Linked DNA regions of Mus musculus: region 2 is linked to region 1. Evidence: chromatin loops called from intact Hi-C (ENCODE). Cell type or tissue: heart. All regions are shown on one strand. Each heading gives the region's core, and the rest is flanking DNA. Links, peaks and the distances in the headings are about the cores only.

Region 1 (7,376 bases), core at 1,472-6,471:
GGATTTCAGTCGCAGGCAGTAGTCAAGATGGTCTGGAGAGGACACTGTGCCCATCCCACCCAACAGCTGGACTTGGCTATGGAAGGACAACAGGCAGCAGCCAGGTAGCAGGGGTTGGGTTTGGGGGTTAGAGGTGGGTGTCCTGCAAGTCACTGATGAAGGCTCATAACCTTCATCACTGCATCCAGTGATGCCAAGAAGTCATCTTGAGTGCACTCTACGGTTATGAATCCTGGAGTGGGGAACCTTCCCTCTGTAGGAAAAATTTAAAAACCAACTTATTTTAGTAGCAAATCATACAACTTCCAAGATAGGTTTTTTTTTTTTTTAGTGCTTTAATATTCTGCAAATGAAAATGTACTTCAACCATCAGGCCATTGTTTTTTCAGTCTAATGGCGGTTCCTTTGTTCCACTCCCTTTTTTGGTCTTTTCCAAGTTACTAAAATTACAAAAATAACCGCTAAAAATTCTCTGTATCTGGCATATAAAAACAGCCAGACTTATTTCAGTAGTTACCTTAAAACAAAACAGCTCAAAAAAACACATCACAGGTTTAACTTCTGCAGTATTTTTCTTCATACAAAACACTAGTAAAATAGGCTTCTTAAAAATTAAATAGTGAAATACCAACTAAGTTATATACACTATTACAGTACAAGTGAATGAGGCAAAATATCCAGTTCTATTTCCCAGATGGGGAGGCCTTCTGTGCACAGTGTGTGCTGTGTGAACTCCAAAGACACCTTCTCTGGATGCCAGTGCACAGTGGAGTCTTACAGGAAAAGCAGATGCAAAGAGTGGGCACCCAGGGAGGATGCCTGGCTCCTGAGGACAGTGAGGGTGGCGTCTTATTGCTTGCTGACTCTTGGTCCCCTGGCCCCATGCACCTGCTCTTCTCTACACACTGTGGGCACAAGGGACCCACAGGAGAAAGCAAGAGGCTGCCTCAAAGGCTTCACCATCTGCAGAGTAGACAAGGGTCTTGCTGGTCTTTTGGGCCAATCAGGTGCTCTGGAGGTCTGATGACACAGCGGAAGCCCCACTAGCATCTCTGCTGGATGGCCACATTCACCCAGGGACCTGGAGACAGGCAGTTGGAGCATCTCTGTGGCCACCTGAGGATGAGGTGTCTATGTGCGGCGCCTCTTGGCAGCACTGGGGCTGGAGGGATTGCTGTTGGCAGTCAGGACCTTGTCAGTGACCCGGCTGCGCTTCCGCTTGTCTGCCCCTTCTTTGCACCCCAAGTCTGAGGAGTTCTTCTCTTTGTCTTTGCTGGATTTTTCTAATGCTTTCCCCAAGCTCCCTGAAGATGAAAAAACTGAGAAACAAAATCATTTGGCTGAAATAGAATATACAGACACTCATCTCATTTTCCTGTTCAGCTAGAGAAATCAGAGGTACATCAGGCTCTTTGTACCCAGTTATGTTCCCCTGGGTAAGTGCCCTGAACAGCTGGGCTTGAAGAGAAACCTGGAGTCCCAGGGGGTCTCCTGTCTGAGCCCACCTGATGCTCCCGGCCTTGGCCCCTTCCTTCTTGGCCCTCAGAGGCCCCCATCCTTGGCCCTTGGTTCCTTCCTTCATGGCCCCCAGGGGCCATCCTGCCTAAGATGACCTGCACTGAGTTCATCTTTAAGTGACCATTCACTCTTGACTCCATGGCTACCTGACCTCACTCTGCCTGAGGCTGGCCTGCGGTGAGGAGACTGGGGGGGAGACATGTTTGCTCCAAAGGGCAGTTCACACTCACCATCATCAGCCCCACTGTGGGGGTCCACATCCTCCTTCATCTCCTCCTTCATTTCTTCTTCAATGACCACTTTTCCTGTGGAGGAGACAGCTGCCGTTCACTGGAAACCCACGGTGGTGGCCAGCGCTGGGGGACGGTCTGGCCATGACTGCTTCCGATTCTCGCTGCCCACACAGGCCTCGGCGTCCATCACGAGACGGCATCCATCAGGAGACTGCCTTTGAGCACCGCTCTCCCCAGCCCTTGGCTCCCAAAACCTCCCAGGTGCCACTGGAGGTATGGTCTGAGCAGGATCCTTACACCTCCCTGGAGGCCCCAGACCGCCCCACCTTTGGCCTGGTGAGGCTTTTTTTATTCCCAGCCCTGGTGGTGGCCGAGTCTCACCTTCTCGGACTTCCTGAATGATCTCATCTGGAAGGACAAAGTTCCTCTCTGGATTTGGGAATGGAAGAATCTCAGACTCGTGCTGCCGGCACAAAGCATTTTTGTATTTTCAAGAAACAGAAAATAGGATCTCAGCTCACTAAGATGTACAGGAGAAGCAGGCTGGAGGCTGCGAGCTGGTGGGGTCCTTGCTCCAGCTTGCAGAGTCCACCTCAGCTGGGCTTTTCAGATGATTAGAGAGGACCAGGCTAGCACCAGCCAAACAAAACTAGAGGAGAGGACCATGCCGCTGAGTGAGCCCTGGAGACACAGCAGCTCTGCTGATGTGCACACAAGGACCTGACCCGGCTCACCACTGTAACACTCCCACCAGGCCAATGTATCCAGGGGTACCATGAACAACCAAAGGCACCTACAGCTCTACCCATCCTGGTCACCTGGTCTCACTGCCTACCAGACAAGACAGACAAACCTGACTAGCAAGGTTACTAGTTACCTGCAGAACCATCAGCCACTGCCAGCTCTCCAAACCAGTTACCTAGCTACCCATCAAGACACAGCTATCTCTAGGCTCTCTGAAGAGGAGGAGTCTGGCTCCCACAGTATACAGACTCTCAAACGACTCTGGACCCTCCTATACTGACGCTGTACCATTACTGCTTTTTACGGTGGCTGAAGGCTTCTTTGTCATCTCAGACCTCAACTATCACCTCGACGATTTTTGTGCCACCCAATCTAAAGTAGGTAGGTGCCCTGAAAAAGTAGTCAGAGATCATCGCTAGTCTGTGCTTTTCACAACAGGACTTAAGCTTTTCTGAGGAAGGAGCCTCATCCTTTGAGATCACCTCTGCTCTGCATACCAAACCCCAAGTGAGAAGAGGGTTCTGTCCTGTACCACAGCTGACAGGATCTGGGACTTGACTCCACGGTCAGCCCGTAAATGGGCAGGCCAGGATCCAACTCACCAGTGCCTGCATGTCGTACATAGTGCTCAGATGGTCCCAGATCACCTTGGATGGAACCTGGCGCCCAATATTCTGGCTGAACTTGTCTCGGATACAAATCATGTGGAAGTGCCGATTCACCCCTGAGAGGTAGGACAGTGGGTTGAGGGTTAGGACAGCACCTCTGTGCGTAGGACATGGGTGAAGAAGGAGGGGCAGGAGTGGGCAAACCCGCAGGTGCAAGTGTTGCAGGAGTCACATGTCAAAGGGGAAGAGAGGTGCCACAAGGCAGGTGGGTGTTCCAGGGGCTAGGGTGTGTATAGTAGGCGGGTCCAAGGACAGGGGGCTGCAGAGGTGGGGGGGTGGGGGGGAATGGAGGCGTTCCCTGGGGTAGGAGTGTCTCAAGGGCAGGGAAGTCAGGAGTGTCCCCAGGGAGAGGGCTTCTCGGGCAGGAAAGTCATAGGCTCTTAGACTAGTAGGGCACCCCAGAGTGGGAGGCCACGTCCCGTGGGAGGTCGCAGGCTCCGCCAGCCCGCCCGACGGTTTATCCCGCCCCACCCCCACGCCGGTGCGCGGCGCGGCGCTCACCGACAGGCTTGTGGCCCAGCATGGCGTGGAAGAGGCACACTTCCACCTCAGGGCTCCACACCACCGTCTCCTCAGCAGGGCTCGGGGCTGCCTCGCCTGGGCCCTTGTCGCCTGGGGCGCCCGTGCCGCCCACCTCGGCCTCCCCCATGGCCGCCGGCGATTGACGAGCGCCCGGCGCGAGAAGGGGGAAAATACTACAGGCTCCGCGCAGGCGCACTTGGTGTGGAGGGCGCGCACTCGCCGGGCTGGAGAACGCCGCGTGCCCGCGTCCGCGCAGGCGCAGCGAAGACTGGCTTCCGGTGCAGCAGCGACTCCTGGTGGTTGAACCTTTTACTGCCTACGGCTCTGTCCGGAGAAGGCGAGGGAACAAACCTTATGCTTTAAAAATGCACCAGATGGGCGTGGTGACACACTCCTGTAATTCTAGCTCTCGGGAGAGAGAGGCAGGAGTTCTGAGTCAGCCAAGTCTGCATAGCATGACACACACGGCCCAAAAATCTGGGCTTCACCTGGTTAGGTAATTTGGAAAAGAACTCAGCTAGAAGTGAAGGTGTGTCTCTCCTTGCCAGAGATAAATTGTACAATATGTAAATTACATCTCACTAAAACTGTTTAAGAAAAATAGTTTAAACAACAACAGCAGCAACAACAATAACAACAACAACATCCCATGGGCTAGTGAGATGGCCCATCTAATAGAGATCCTTGTGCACAGCCCATAACTGGAACTCCACCCCTGGATCCTAGAGCTGGCAGGAGAGGAGCAATTCTTAGGAGTTGTACTCTAGAGCTGGAGACATGGCTCAGCGGTTAAGAGCACTGACTGCTCTACCAGAAGTCCTGAGTTCAATTCCCAGCAACCACATGGTGGCTCACAATCATCTGTAATGGGTTCTGATGCCCTCTTCTGGTGTGTCTGAAGATAGCTACAGCATAGTCATATAAATAAAATAAGTAAAAAAAAAAAAAAAAGTTGTATTCTAACCTCTATATGTATTCCATGGTATATGCACACTTGCACACACACACCATAAATAATTTAAAAATTTAAAGCCCAACAATCACATTTTGTAGGAGTGAAGCTCTGTATATCTTTCAGTAGCCCTGACCTGAGTGCACGACAGTCCCAGAATTAAGTGCTTCCTTGGCATCAGAAGACAGAAATCCAGGTCCTGTCGGCCTTGCTACCTACCTGTACCTCCATTCTGTCCCTACAGTGGATCCACTCCAGAAGTGGTTGGATGATTAACTCAGACTGTCAGAATTTCAGGCAGGTGTTAGTAGCTCTACATGGGATTGGATAGGGCCAAGGGCTGGGCACAGCAGCCTTAAGAACATGGTTGCTTCTGGGCCTGAGTCACCCCAGTCAGCTGTGCCATGGGTCCTACCCTGCCACCCATCCAGGTTTCATTACTTACCCATTCCTCAGCCATTGCCAGGCATCAGAATCCCTTTTCTGACTGATGCCTCTCAGACTAAGATGTTGAGAACCTTTGTTCTCCTTTGTGCTATGGGGCCACTGTAGCTCTGAACTCTTGGGTCTTGATAAGGATCACTTGCTGGCTGCCACAAGCCTTGAATCCAGTCCTGACACTCCACTTGCCCCTCATTCAGGCCTGTAACCAGACAATGCTCACAGCAGGGAACCATGGAGGGTGCTGGCTCTGACCTGTCTCATTGTCTGGGACAGCTCAGAGCTCAGAGCCAGACAGCAGTCTGTGGCCAGGCTTCAGCTTTCCCACTGTGAAAGCGTAGCTGGTGGAAAAGTTCCCACAATGCCACAGGGGAGGTGTGGCCCAATAAAGCTTCATAAGGGGGTGTGGGGTCACTGCTATCATGTGGATATGATGCAGCTGGGAGTTATGATCTCACAGGGGCGGTGCCCTTGCCTCTGCTTGGTTGGCATGCAGAACTTGGCTTAGTTACTGTACGGCTGGGTGAAGCATAATCTACCATCTGGGACATGTCATAAAGCAAGTTCCCAACCTAAGAGCTGCCACATATTAAGTGCCCAGGAGCTGATTGATAATATCCTGGTTATTCTCTGAATATCTAAGGCATGGTAGACTCTGCTGCTGACTGCTTCTGGTTCCGGTCCACCTTAGTCTCACCCCTACCAGGTAGGATACTCCTTCAATTTGGAGTGCGTCCTTCTTCAGGGAGCTTCCCTATGTAACCCTCAACCTCATCTATCCTAGCTGGTCCTCTCTGGTTTGTGCGATCTCTGTACTCAGACCACATCCTACCAGCCATGACATTTGCAAACATCCGTCTGTTACTTCAGAACGCGTGACTGGCAATATAGACTTGATGCCTATAGACAGGTTGGATGGTTTAGGAGAGAAGGATGACTTCATTCTTTCTCTCCACGAAGCCACAGCAGGTCTCTGCAGAACTCTCTGTTAGGTAGTAGGAAGTAGCTGAGCATCAAGGTCAGCAGCTAAGACCCCGCCTACTATCCCACGCTAACTTCTTATTTTCATGAACATGTAGGCTCTCTAGTCCAAAAGCATGAATTAAGAGGAAGCTGTGCTTGTTCGTTTTGTAGCGCTCCTGTGATTATCACTCTCTAACAAGGAGCTGTAGAGAAACCATTAGCCCATGATCATGTGTGTGATCCCGTAGCTTCAAAGTGAATTCACACCTGTTGGGAGCTGAGAGGTTCCTTCAAACCTGATAGAAGGATTTCTTTGGTCTGGAGCAGGTGTCTGTGTGGCACACCACCAACTTTCTGTAGAAATGGCTGGTGAAGTTTGCCCAGATTTGTCTTCTCCGTGAGGTCTTCAGGTGGTTCCAGGTGGCCAGGATATAATCAGCTTTGTAGCAAGACTCCTTACTTCCCAGATACAAAGTAGACAATGATATATATCTACTAGCCAACTGGTCAAGTCCTTTCTCATTTGTTGCGACTCCTGCTGCTTAAGTCTTTTATACAAGATAGATACAAGTGCTGGGATTCTTGATCCTAGTGTGAAGGGTTCAGACTGGGCTCAGGTGAGAAATAAAGGCCATAGAAATGCTCTCCTTCATTTAATGAATATACAAGCCTAATAGTTTATACACCAGTCTAGTTTACTTTGACCAGTGTGAACTATTCCCCAGACCATGTCTAGGTCTCAACCAACTGTTATTTCTTATTCAAGGTCTTATGTATCCCAGGTTGGCCTCAAACTCATTCTGTGGCCAAAGATTACCTTGAACTTCAGTCCCCATTCCTCTACCTCCTAAGTGCTAGGGTAGCAGATATCTGCTGGTATATATCCTGGGGATTGAACCCAGGGCTTCATACATGCCAGGGAAGAACCCTACCAACTGAGGTGCATCTCCAGCCTCCTAAATGGCATTGCTTGTCTGAGGATCTGATGTTGTCTCTGGAAGGAGGTGGTCACTGTTAACTAGAAGGAGCCTATCTCCATTCCCAAAGGAACATTTCTCTCTTGGTCACAAGAACTGGATTCAATGGGAGGAGCATTTGTAAAGGCTCTGGTCAGATGCCATCCATCTGCCTTTGGTCACATTGTCTCTTTGCAGACTGCATCACTGAAGTGGTAAAATTTCCCACAGCATGACTGGCCCCATTTTGTTCCCTTAGCACATACAGGAGACCCAGGACTCTAGAGGACAAGCTCTACTTTGGAGTCAGCCTGCTGTGGATCCTGTTCTGCTGTGTTCACCTGATGGTAATGGGTCATCCTCTGGACACCATCTGAAC
Region 2 (7,376 bases), core at 767-5,766, 120 kb before region 1:
ACTAGCAAAGGGGGAAGTCAGCTCATTTGTGGTTTGTCTTTGTGTGGGTGAGTACACACGCAGGAGTGCATAAAGGCCAGAGGAGATGGCCTGTGTTCTCTTGCTCTGCCTTATTTCTTTAGGACAAGTTCTCACTAAACTGTAAATTAAGCCAGTAGCCAGCATACTCCAGCAGTCCTGTCTGGCTGTCACTACCATCCACAGCACTGAGGTTACAGGCCCATGCTTGTGCCTGCCCCTGCTTGAATGTCAAATGCTCTTACCCACTGAGCTGTCTTCCCATCCCTGTGAGCCAATTTTTGTGTTAGGCTTTGAACCGATTTGAGTTTGGGGTACACACGGGAAGGTTCCTGGGACAAGTGAAGGGGTAGATCCAGACTGATTAGATGAGGGCTTCCACAGTGTGTATGGAACAGACAGGATAGTGGGGCCGGACATGTACATGACCTGTACAATGGCATCAAGGACGGAAGAGAGTAGAAAATAGGTGGGGCGTGTCCTGGGACAGCCACACTGGCTGTAACCCGGGACAGTTGCCAAGTTGACAGAAATGTCAGCCTGGTGGATTCATTAACTAGCTAAACTTCCTGTGTGTAACAGGTAGACCTGGGGGAGAGAAGTCATAAAAGTTGTCGGAGAGGCTACCGTATGATCAGAGGTACCACTATTCTGCAAGCCAAGGCAGGAATTGGAAGTTGTGTCATTGTGAAAAAGGGTAGCAGTTTATCACCGAGTTTTATAAAAGGGAAAAGCATTCTGAGGATAAAATACAAAATGCTTCCTTTAGGTAAATAATCAGTTACCAGGATGCCTGCTGTGTTTCGCAGAATAACTTTTGCCCCCTTGAGGTTGGGTCTCATTCAGCTGACAGACCAAGCTGTCCTTGAACCACAGAGACCAGCCTGCTGCTTTCCTAGTTCTGGGATTAAAGGCTTGGCCAGAACTACATTGTTTCCATGGATGCTTTCTTTTACTCTTAAAAGGAAAAAAAAATGTAAACCCTTGAATTCTGGAGTCCTTGGCTTCTGTTGAAGAGAGCTGCAAAACAGCTACACATTTACTCAAATAGTTTTCTCTGTTGGAAGGAGGTAATTTTTGTATCACTTCCCCTTTTCCTATAAATCACCATATCTTGGTTGTAGGGGTATCACACTGGTAAGAGCCCTTGTTGTAGAAGACTCAAGTTCAATTATCAGCTTCCACAAGGTGGCTCACAATCTCACAACTCCGATTCCAGGGGATCTGACACTCTTCTGACTTAAGTGGGGTCCTAGGCATAACACATGGTGCACATTCATACATGCAGGCAGAAATAAACTGGGAAAAAAAGAAAGGTCATTGACTTTTTTCTAAATCTCCGTGAACACCAGAAGAAGTCATCAGATCCCATTACAGATTGTTGTGGTTGCTGGGAATTGAACTCAGGACCTCTGGAAGAGCAGCCAATTCTCTTAACTGCTGAGCCATCTCTCTAGCCCCAACCTCTCTCTTTCTATAGGCAGGTTGGCACAGATTCTGTTCTTCTGTCGACTCATCAGTTTGTGACACATGTGCACTCTTTATTTTTTATTTTTCCTTTGAGACTTCTCACAGTGTTTCCCTGGCTGTCTTGATTGGTTTTTATTTGTTTTTGTTTTGTTTTGTTTTGTTCTAAGTATTTCACTCTGTAGCCAAAGCTGTCCTGGAACTCAAAATCTTCCTGCCTCAGCATCCTCAGTGCTTGTAATACAGAGGTCACTACACCTGGTTACAAAGTCTGTAAATTGCTGGGGGTTTTTTGGGCTTTTTTCTGTGCTGCCAGTACCTTGTGCTCTCGGTATTGTGATGGTTGGTGTTGGGTCTCAGCTGTGTATGGATGTAGCACTGCCAGATAAAGATCTGCTGCAAATTGGACCCTGCTGTTTTTAAAGTGAAATCGAAGACTGGTGCTTTACTCTATTGCCCTCCGTGCAAAGCAGCTGGTGATTTGTTATCGGATTCTTCAGTGCTGTGCAAGTAAACGCATTTTATCTAAAGTTAGCTGTTACAGATTACTCCATGCCTAGCATGGCCCTAGGGTGGCTCTGGGTTCCATCTCCAGCACTGCACATAATAAAATGAACTGTAAGTTAAATGTTGGGTTTTAGTTTTTTATATTTAAAAATGTTTATTTAATGTGTATGAATGGTCTGCTTTTATGTATGTGTACATGCAGTGGGTGCCTGATGCCTGAGGAGGGCACTGGATCCCCAGAACTGGAGTTGTTTGGCCGCTTGTGGATGCTGGGAACTTATTTCAAGGGCAGAGTTGAGTAATCAGGGTAGGCTCCTCCTTGACTAGAATCTGAAAGGTGGTATTGAAGGATCTCACCAAGGGAAGCAGAAGCAGCCTTCTACTGTACTGAAGGAAGCCCCATGAGCTGTCATGTAATCTTGGGAAATGTTAGAAAGAAAACTACTCAAGACCTGGGCTTCTGAATGGAGCATTGGAGGCCTCTACAATGTGAGAGAGGCCTTACTAGACCGGAGCACATGTTTGTTACAGGAAGCCGAAGTTAGAGTCCAGAAGAATGGCTTCCTAGCGTTGTGTCTGTGTGCTTACATAAATAAGAAGCTGGTTGTATGGGGCAAAGCTGAGCGTCTATCCCGGCATTAACTGCCCTCAGAGCAATGTGGCTAGTGTTCACGTTGCGACCTCTTTCTGGTTTCCTTAAGTAATATGGGGGACAGTGAAGGAATATCACTGTAGTTAGCGCTAGGGGGGGAAATTCTTAAATGCCTTCGTGAGGGGACTGGGGGTGGGGCCCTTGTAGGCACGAATGCCTGGACTTTGGCTCCTGGTCCATTTTTAGGAAGAAATGGACGGGGCAAGGAGTAAAGGATAGTATGAGGGAGTGAGTCCCTGTAGGGCTGGCGCCCCTCCCCGCTCTGCACACGCCCTGCCATAGGCGAGAGCTGCAGGGCTTTGAGGTTTTCCTGGCTCCTTCCCACCGGAATCCGGTGCTGGTTTGTTCCGAAGCACCAGTCCCTGCAGACACAGAGTTTAAGCTTTTGGAATGCTGGGCCGGGTGCTGTTCAAGGATAGCTGGAGGAACCTTTTAGTGGCATTGGCTCCCAGCTTAGCCCCTTAGTTCGGGACGCGGGAATCTGTCAAGCGTGCCCGGCCAACCAGGCTGGCGCTCCGGGGAACCCGGGTGGCGCATGCGTGCAAGAAGGGCGGCACAGCCGCTCTAGCCTCGCCGTAGCTCGGTGGCCGGTCGATTTCTTCCGCTTGCCGCGCGGCCTACCACTCTAGGACGGTAGTCTCGCTGGTCTCTGCTCTATATCCGTGGTAGCTCTGGAAATGGCTGCGGGATCCCGGCGGCCGGGGTAAGTGACTCTGTACTGTGAAGGAGGGCGGAAGCCGTGTGGACCCGAACGGCACTTGGACTCCGGACAAGGTGGAGCGGCGCCATGCCGGCAGCCTAGTTCCAGCGAGCGGCGCCGATGGCGCCGAGAAAATGGCGTCGCGGCCCGCGGGGCCCTTTCCGGCCCCGGGCTGAGGGATCGCGGTGGAGCGCGCGAGGCCGGCCGGCCGGGCGGGCGGTCTGCGTCTGGTTTCTGCCGAAATCACCGGTTGTCTTGTGTAGTCCAAGATGGTCTGGGTCTGGGAGGCTGTGGAGCCCTTGATTCTGAGTCGGAGTTAGGGGCCCAGCCTCCCGAGGCCGCAGGTTCTCGACACTTGCGGTAGGGCATTCGTGGTAGGACGTGACTGGGCCTGGGCGCGAATTTGCGGGTGTACGAGCAGATATCTCATGGGGGACTTCGGGGAAGATCCAGCCTCAGCCCTGTGTAGGGCCTGGGCGTTGTCTGGGCGCTCATTGCCTCTTGCCAGTGTTGGTGGCCAGGTGTGTGTTAATGTAGATTGATCTCAACAGTGACTCTTGAGTAAGAGGCCCTGGGTTTGATTGGGAATGTTGTGTATATTTGATTTTCCACAAAAGGATGCTCCTTGTTACACTTGTCAGGCAAACTCAGTTGTGTAAGGATGACAAACAGCACACAAAAAAGATTGTGTAATTGATGACCCCTGCCAGCACTCATGACCAGCACTTTCCTCCTGCCAATCAGTGCATGTGTAGCATCATAATAGCTTGTTGAGAACGTGTGCTAGGGGACCTGAGGAGAGCTCAGGTAGGTCTTGAAGGCGAGGTGGGATGTCTTCCTGCCTTCTGTCGTTCGCAGAAGTTTTCTACTGTCAGAAAAGCTCTCTGTACCTCTTCTGGTAGGTATTGTCTTAATAGGCTAAAGAGTCTTAATTCAGTCAGTGCTGAGCACCTCAAGTAATGATTTCTCTTCAGCATATGAGTACTGTCTGTGCCAGGCTGTACACTTCTGTCAGCACAGCATGTTTTACCATGTTACACATCTGCCCTTCGATACTAGGTGACTTCGGTTTAACCCAGAAGAGCAAAGATTCATGTTGCACTTAGATCCTTACATAGTGATCCGTGTTGTAGAATCTGTTTCTTATGCTCAAGCCCCAACTAAGAAATTGTTGCTGAGTGGAGTCTCCTTTAAGTCTTAGATGACTGGGTCCTTTATAGAAACCCAGTAGTCTCTGAGGTTTTGTGTTGATTCGGTTACAAAGGTTGTGTGATTTGCAGCCAGTGATAGTGAGCTCTTTGGAAAGAGGAGGTCAAAGCCCAAAGTCTGAGTTGTGCTCATTTGTTCTGAGTGTGCAGGCTCGCCTGTGAGACAGAACATGTTGACAAGGCTTTAGTTTATTTTCTTAGTGGTCATTTTGAGACCTTTATAAGGGAATGTGAGTGGGCAATTTACATAGTTTTAAAGACTAATTCTGGCCGGGCAGTGGTGGCACACGCCTTTAATCCCAGCACTTGGGAGGCAGAGGCAGGTGGATTTCTGAGTTCGAGGCCAGCCTGGTCTACAGAGTGAGTTCCAGGACAGCCAGGGCTACACAGAGAAACCCTGTCTCGAAAGAACAAAACAAAAGAATAATTCCGAAGGTTGGAAAGATGGCTCAGCTGTTAGGTGTCCCTGTTTCTCTTCTATAGAACCAGAGCTTGGTTCAAGTGTCACCTGAGGGCTGACAACCATGTCTAACTCCAGCTTTGGGAAATCCCATGCCTACTGGCAACTATGGGCACCTTGCACACAGGTGGCAGACACATTTAAAAATGATTAATTCTATGCTTGTGTTTATACAGTTTATTCCTAGGTGTTGTCTGACTGTTAGGGATAGAAAGTACAGTTTATTGGAACAGGAGCAGGAATTAGGAGCTATATCCAGACGGCCTTCCCCTGAGAAGCTTGGTAGGCACTGTCAGGATTTGTTAAATTGTAATTTAAAAGCATATGTTTGGGTCTGAAGTAGCCTTCTTGTTGCTTGTTTAAATTTGTGTTAATGTCTAGGAAGTACTGGGTGTTGCTGCTCTGACTGGCTTGAAAATAGAGTTCAGCTGAGCTGCAATAGACAATACAGGAAGCCCTGCTAGAATTCAGTGTTGGACTTCATTATCCTACCCTCCCCCATCCACCAAAGGACGGGGGGGGGGGGGGGGGGGACACGGACCCATGTATTGTCTCCTACGAATCTTAGAGAAGGAAAGGAAGGCTCCAGTTGAAACACAGCTCCTTACTTGAGTTTCAGGAGCCTCTTGGGCTTTGGCCTGAACTTAGGTAGCAAGCTTTACAGCCTCCTCAGAGTAATGGCTGAACCTGAGTTAGGAGGGAAGGGATGGGATGGGATCCAATTGGGTCTACTTAGGGCCCTTGTGAATCTTAGCTAGATAGAAAGGGTGCTTTATACAGACAGACAGACAGCAGTTGTGGAAGCTCTGTGCTCAGTCCCCAAACTAAACTCCAGGGTCTTTATACTAAAAAGTTCCTGGTGACACTGAAGAGCCTTTATGAGTACTGACTGATTTTACAGCCGATACATTTAAGCCGTTTACTCACTGTAGAACACTTTCAGTTGAACTCATGTGCCCTTATGTTAACAGAAATATTTTCAAAGTCTAAGACAACTTAATGAAAAAAATAACATTTATGCTTTTGTACATCTGTTTATTCCACAATGACTGCTTTCTTCCATATGTTTCTGCTTCAAGTGTCACATCACTATAGGTTAGCCTCTAAAAGAGTGACTTTCCAGTGACAGTCAAGGGGCATCTGATACCTTAGTGCTGTGCAGACAGCTCTGTCAAACTATCCATTTTTACCATTTACTGTTCGTAACAATTGGAAGTGCTCCTTTTGTTTTTGGTGTTTTTTTCAACAAGGTCTTGCTATGTCTCTGGCTGTCCCGTTAGGTACTATGTTGACCAGACTAGCCTGCCTCTGCCTCCTGAGTGCTGGGATTAATAATAAGTGTTTTTATTGCCGGGCACGATGGCACACGCATTTAGTCCCAGCACTTGGGAGGCAGAGGTAGGTGGATCTATGAGTTCCAGGATGGCCAGGGCTACACAGAGAAACCCTGTCTTTATATTACTCCTCCCCCAACCCACTCCCCAAAAATGATTGCTTTTTTTGTTGAAATGAGTTGGAAAGAATATTTGACTTTAAACACCTAGAATAACACCTTTATACTATGAGATGCTATCTTTGAACTATTTTTATTGGCTTGATCAGTTTCTTGCCTTTGAGGAAAGGTATAGAACAAATGATTTAGTGACATGGAAGGTACTATTTCATTCAGTCTGTACTCCTCAGATGTGTGTTAGGATCTGCCATTGCCATGATGCTTAGGACAGTGGCACAGTTAGCTGGAGGTATCTACAGAGGGCAGGCAACAGGATTGTACTTTAGTATGTAATATGCTTTCATTGTACACAGTGGGACTTAAGATAGTAATGCTAACATAATCTGGAGCATAAATATGGAAATAAATATGAGCTCCACATCCCAGGAATCCCATATCCTTTGCTTGCAGGATTGTCCTGGAAACACTAAAAAAGGATCCTCCAAGCCATAGTCAGCCTAGGCACACAGTGTGGATACCTGGTTTCCTGGTCAGTACATAATGTGATGCTCTGCTGCTGAGGTTAAGAGCAGCAGTTCCCCATACAAAGCCCACGTCTCTGGGAATGTGAAAGGGACAGGAGGGGAACCCACTCTACTTAGGTAGCTGCTTTTTTTTTTTTTTTTTTTTTTTTTTAAATATGGAGCGCTTCATGAATTTGCATGTCATCCTTGTGCAGGGGCCATGCTAATCTTCTCTGTATTGTTCCAATTTTAGTATATGTGTTGCCGAAGTGAGCACAGGTAGCTGCTTTAAGAGATTTGATGTTCGCTGGGCAGTGGTGGTGAACGCCTTTAATCACAGCACTTGGGAGGCAAAGACAGGTGGATTTCTGAGTTCGAGGCCTGCCTGGTCTACAGAGTGAGTTCCAG

The links. A loop is a pair of places that touch in the nucleus more often than their neighbours do. Peaks named below come from ENCODE experiments on the same cell type or tissue, not always from the same donor. Only the 100,000 strongest peaks of a DNase experiment are listed, where the experiment ranks them.
Region 2: it touches region 1 in a loop (2.7-fold over the local background); 2 of 42 quality-filtered maps call a loop at or near these places.

The regions. Positions count from the first base shown.
Region 1 is chr2:180,579,244-180,586,619 of GRCm38, reverse strand. Mrgbp (MRG/MORF4L binding protein) reads right to left here and starts at 5,398. Exons shown (of 6, transcript NM_028479.2): 1 at 5,083-5,398; 2 at 3,665-4,009; 3 at 3,098-3,219; 4 at 2,133-2,214; 5 at 1,749-1,823; 6 at 316-1,319. The coding sequence starts at 3,812. The coding sequence ends at 1,132. It overlaps Gm30144 (a long non-coding RNA gene), which reads left to right and starts at 4,752. Exons shown (of 5, transcript XR_001783605.2): 1 at 4,752-5,784; 2 at 7,257-7,344. In heart, for the core only: a CTCF peak has its summit at 3,984 (motif pointing left); DNase peaks (open chromatin) are centred at 3,229, 3,879 and 5,424; H3K4me3 peaks cover 1,752 bases; H3K27ac peaks cover 879 bases; H3K27me3 peaks cover 581 bases.
Region 2 is chr2:180,697,932-180,705,307 of GRCm38, reverse strand. It overlaps Dido1 (death inducer-obliterator 1), which reads left to right and starts at 3,206. Exons shown (of 16, transcript NM_175551.4): 1 at 3,206-3,347. It overlaps Gm22502 (a small nuclear RNA gene), which reads right to left and starts at 7,245; the gene lies at 7,139-7,245. In heart, for the core only: a CTCF peak has its summit at 3,190; a DNase peak (open chromatin) is centred at 3,217; H3K4me3 peaks cover 3,703 bases; H3K27ac peaks cover 2,607 bases.